2 separate regions of the Homo sapiens genome follow, and region 1 is linked to region 2. Evidence: read pairs that join two places in POLR2A ChIA-PET (ENCODE). Cell type or tissue: Panc1. All regions are shown on one strand.

What was found. Peaks named below come from ENCODE experiments on the same cell type or tissue, not always from the same donor. Only the 100,000 strongest peaks of a DNase experiment are listed, where the experiment ranks them.
Region 1: POLR2A ChIA-PET joins it to region 2 with 5 read pairs; 4 of 35 experiments call an interaction of 5 or more read pairs at or near these places.

What each region holds. Positions count from the first base shown.
Region 1 is chr1:28,510,067-28,512,566 of GRCh38, forward strand. All of the region lies in intron 3 of RCC1 (regulator of chromosome condensation 1), which reads left to right. SNHG3 (small nucleolar RNA host gene 3) reads left to right here. Exons shown (of 4, transcript NR_036473.1): 4 at 1-826. Among named protein-coding and RNA genes, the nearest start is that of SNORA73B, 2.8 kb to the left of the region's middle. RefSeq lists enhancers at 1-340, 114-333, 1,194-1,243, 1,725-2,293. In Panc1, no CTCF peak of the experiment used is centred here; DNase peaks (open chromatin) are centred at 232, 995 and 2,301; H3K4me3 peaks cover 503 bases; H3K27ac peaks cover 1,773 bases.
Region 2 is chr1:28,959,955-28,962,454 of GRCh38, forward strand. All of the region lies in intron 1 of EPB41 (erythrocyte membrane protein band 4.1), which reads left to right. Among named protein-coding and RNA genes, the nearest start is that of EPB41, 47 kb to the left of the region's middle. In Panc1, no CTCF peak of the experiment used is centred here; no DNase peak of the experiment used is centred here.

The DNA.
Region 1 (2,500 bases), 450 kb before region 2:
ACCCTGAAGGATGGGACTGAAGGGGGATCATCTAGAAGGTAAAGTTACCTACTGGCATAGGGGAGGTGGGACAGCCGTTAAGCCATTTGGAACTTGATGGAGACAGGTTTGAGGGAGGTGGGTGAGATTGGAGTTTGGTGGACTGTAGAGCTTGCTTGCCAAGGTGTTGAGGTCAGGGTTGGTTTGAGAATGGAAGCTAGTTACTAGCTATGATTGTGGGGGAACACAGCTTGATTTTTCTTACAAGCTAAGAGGAGTGAGGCAGTGTTTAAGAGGGCATGTTAAATGCAGCCAGGCTTGGTGGCTCACACCCGTAATCCCAGCACTTAGGCTAAGGCAGGCGGATCACAACATCTAGAGATCCTGGCCAACGCGGTGAAACCCTGTCTGTACTAAAAATACAAAATAACTGGGCATGGTGGTGTGCACCTGTGGGAGGCTGAGGCAGAATTGCTGGAACCCGGGAGATGGAGGTTGTACTGAGCTGAGACCTTGCCACTGCGCTCCAGCCTGGTGACAGAGTTAAGTCTCAAAAAAAAGGCATCTTCCTAAAGCAATTGTATTTGTGCTTACCTGTGCCAGGCACTGTTCTAGGTAAGCACTAAGTGGGCTTTAATACAGCATATTCCAATGGGGAATCCCAGGAACCAAAAGACTAATTGTCCAAGTCCACAACTAGAAGTGGCACCTCTGCAGAAACAAGCATCAAATTCCCTGCTCAGGAAGAAGCCAGATGAGTCAGCCCCATTCGTCTGTATGCCCAGTCCCATCCGTGTCCTGCTGTAACTACATAGATCTCACCTGAGTAAAGTGATTTTTTTCTGAACCAGTGGTTTTAGTATGTTTTCAATCCATATACTCAGGTGGGTTTGGGTAACTGCAGTGCTGGGCAGGAAATGAATGAATTTCTATTGACTTGCAAGGTAGAGGTGAAGCAAAGCTGTCAGTAGGTGTTCAGGTCCCACTCTGCTAAACTTCAGCTTGCAATACCCCTTTTTTAGACTTTCCAAACAGGCACTTCTGGCCTTGTTCTTTGTGTAGGCAGACAGTATTGGTTGCCTATCTTAGGAGTACTAGACTGGGTTTGAATCCTGATCCCACCACTTGCTGTTCATGAGACTTTGGGTGAGTTACTCAGCCCCTCTGCCTCAATTTCATGTTCACAAAATAAGTGATAAACTACCTCATAGAGTTGTAATAAGGACAAAGGAGTTGGTATTTGTGAAAAGATTCTTAGGGTCTCTAGATGGAGTGCAGCAGCATGATCACTTATTAAATAACATTCTTTTGTGACTTCTCAGAAACCAAGGATACAGTATCCAATTTTTTGTTTTTTGTTTTTTTTTTTTTTTGAGAGGGAGTCTCGCTCTGTCGCCCAGGCTGGAGTGCAGTGGCACAATCTCAGCTCACTGCAAGCTCAGCCTCCCCAGCAGCTGGGACTACAGGTGCACGCCGCCACACCCGGCTAATTTTTTTGTATTTTTAGTAGAGAAGGGGTTTCACCATGTTAGCCAGGAAGGTCTCCATCTCCTGACCTCGTGATCCGCCCACCTCGGCCTCCCAAAGTGCTGGGTTTACAGGCGTCAGCCACCATGCCCAGCTTTTTTTTTTTTGAGATCTAATCTCACTCTGTCTCCAGGAGGGAGTGCAATGGAGCCATCTTGGCTTGCTGCAACCTCCACCTCCCGGGTTCCAGCAATTCTCCCACCTCAGCCTCCCAAGTAGCTGGGATTACAGGCGCACGCCACCATGCCCGGCTAATTTTTTTTGCATTTTTTAGTAGAGACGGGTTTCACCATGTTAGCCAGGCTGGTCTCGAACTCCTGACCTCAAGTGATCCACCTGCCTCAGCATCCCAAAGTGTTGGGATTACAGGCGTAAGCCACTGCGCCTAGCCTCAAGCCTGATCCTTTTTTTTTTTTTTTTTTTTGAGATGGAGTCTTTGCCTCCCAGGCTGGAGTGCAGTGGCGTGATCTCAGCTCACTGCTACCTCTGCTTCCTGGGTTCAAGCGATTCTCCTGCCTCAACCTCCCAAGTAGCTGGGATTACAAGCGCCTGCACCGCACCCGGCTAATTTTTGTGTTTTTTTTTTCAGTAGAGACAGGGTTTCGCCATGTTGGCCAGGCTGGTCTCAAAACTCCTGACCTCAGGTGATCCACCACGCCCGGCAGAGCCTTGATCTCTTAACCACTATCCTCACCTCCCCTTTCCCTAAGGATCCACAATGGCCTCACTGGCTCTTGAAGGCAGGCTGGCACCTTGATCATTCTTCCTGGTCATTAGTATTCTGATCTGGTTATTTTCCATTTTATGTCCATCTAACCTACTTGGAGGATCCTCAAGAGACTGCATATGTAAACTCAGTACTTATTCTTGTACTGTGCCTGCCATATAGCAAGCACTGGCTGATTTAATTTTTCTGTGTTCTTTTTTATTGATTTGTTTTTATCTTTATTATTTTCTTTGCTTATTTTGGGGTTAGTTTGCTCATCTATTCCTA
Region 2 (2,500 bases):
TACAGGCGTGAGCCCCTTCTTGAGGCCCTTTCTTTTTTTTTCTTTTCTTTTTTTTTTTTTTTTGAGACAGGATCTCACTCTGTTTCCCAGGCTGGAGTGCCGTGACTCAATCACTGCCCACTGTAGCCTCGACCTCCTGGCTCAAGTAGTTAGTCTTCCTGCCTCAGCCTCCCAGAAGCGGAGACTACAGGTGCATGCCACTACACCTGGCTAATTTTTTAAATTTTTATTTTTGGTAGAGGTGGGGCGTCTCATCATGTTACCCAGGCTGGTCTTGAACTCCTGGGCTCAAGTGATCCACCCACCTTGGCCTCCCAAAGTGTTGGGATTACAGGTGTGAGTCACTATATCCAGTCCTTCCTTGCTTTCTTGAATAAAGCATTTGGAATTGAGTCATCCTTTTATTAGGGAGACTGCATTATTATGAATAAGAACCTTGAGCTATATAGGATTTATTACCCCTACAATAAATGGTCAAGTTTGCTATAACTGGCCAGGCATAGTGGCTCATGCCTGTAATCCCAGCACTTTGGGAGGCTGAGGTGGGAGGATCACTTGAGCGCAGGAGTTTGAGACCAGTCGGGCAATGTAGTGAGACCTCGTCTCTACAAAAAAAAAAAAAAAAAAACTTAAAAAAAAAATCAGCTTAGTGTGGTGATTTGCTCCTGTAGAGGCTGTGGTAGGAGGATCATTTGAGCCTGAGAGGTTGACGCTGAAGTGAGCTGAGATTGTGCCACCGCACTCCAGCCTGGGCGACAGAGATCCTGTCGCAAAAAAATTTAAAAAAAGAAGGCCAGGCCAGGCGCAATGGCTCACGCCTGTAATCCTAACACTTTGGGAGGCCGAGGCGGGTGGATCACCTGAGGTGAGGAGTTCAAGACCAGCCTGGCCAACATGGTGAAACTCCATCTCTACTAAAAATACAAAAAATTAGCCAGGCATGGTGGCAGACACCTGTACTCCCAGCTACTCGGGAGCCTGAGGCAGGAAAATCACTTGAACTCTGGAGGCGGAGGTTGCAGTGAGCCGAGATAGTGCCACTGCACTCCAGCCTGGGCAACAAGAGCAAAACCCTGTCTCAAAAAAAAAAAAAAAAAAAAAGATGGCTATCACTTTGGATTTTGATGTGTCTCTTTCTTTCTTTTAGGCTGTTTCTTTACTCATTGTATGTATCTAGAAGAATCATAACCCCTTCTACTTTAAATTCATCTGTTACATTTGACAAACAAACTTGTTAGAATTAGGCAAAAAACAAAGGTAAAGGGACTCTGAATGAGGGCCAAAAGGGGCTTTCCTATATAATAAATATGTGTTTTATAGTGCTTTTTAATTCCTATGGCATTTGCAGTTTTAAGAAAAATCACCTTACATGAATAAGGTGTTAAGTGCTCTCCGAGAGTGTCCTGGTTTATTACGTTGTACTTTAATAAGAATTAATAAGTGGTTGAGTGATAGAGTTGTTGAATAAAGGATAAAGTAGCACACTAAAGCTTAAGATCATTGATGTAATGAAAGTAAACCAGGCTGGGAATCTGAACACCCGGTTTATAGTCCCAGTCCTGCCACTGTAGGACATTGAATAGGTGATGTTACTCATCTGAAATTGTATCTATTTTGATAACATGGGGATAATATCTCTTCTCTCTACTTGAACAATGAGGTAACACTGATGACCAAGTCATGTCCTTCCATGTGTGTGGGAATATGTAATACATTTCTCAGGAATACATATATTAACACTATGATTCTCATACCTTCACAAAAATAAAAATGAAAAATTCAACTTTATGCCAATGCAAATTACTATCATCACTCAAGTTTGATTCTTCCTTTCCAGATCCAGGAGTGGAATAAATCTTTACAGTACAGTTTAAATCTTTAGAGGAAACTCCCATCAATTTTCTCTTCTTTTGTGAGGAGAGCAAACTGGTTCCTCCTCTATATAGAAACCCATCATGGGTTTATAGCTTTTTTGGCAATAGTAATTTTAGTGTATTTGCCGTTAAATTTTAAGTTGGTTTTTGCTCTTATTCCTAAATTGATTTCTCTAGTTGATATTGGATTTTTTTTTTAATGGAGATACTAGGGTGGTGCAAAAGTAATTGCTTTTACTTTTTTTTTTTGAGATGGAGTCTCGCCCTTGTTGCCCAGGCTGGAGTGCAGTGGCGCTATCTTGGCTCACTACAACCTCCGCCTCCCAGGTTCAAGCGATTCTCCTGCCTCAGGCCCCTGAGTAGCTGGGATTACAGGGGCCCGCCATCATGCCCGGCTAATTTTTGTACTTTTAGTAGAGACGGGGTTTCACCACGTTGGCCAGGCTGATCTTGAACTCTTGACCTCAGGTGATCCGCCTGCCTCAGCCTCCCAAAATGCTGGGATTATTACAGACGTGAGCCACCGCTCCCGGCCATAATTGCTATTACTTTTAATGGCAAAAACCGCAGTTACTTTTGCATCAACCTATATAATTCATATACCATAAATTCTACACTGTACACTA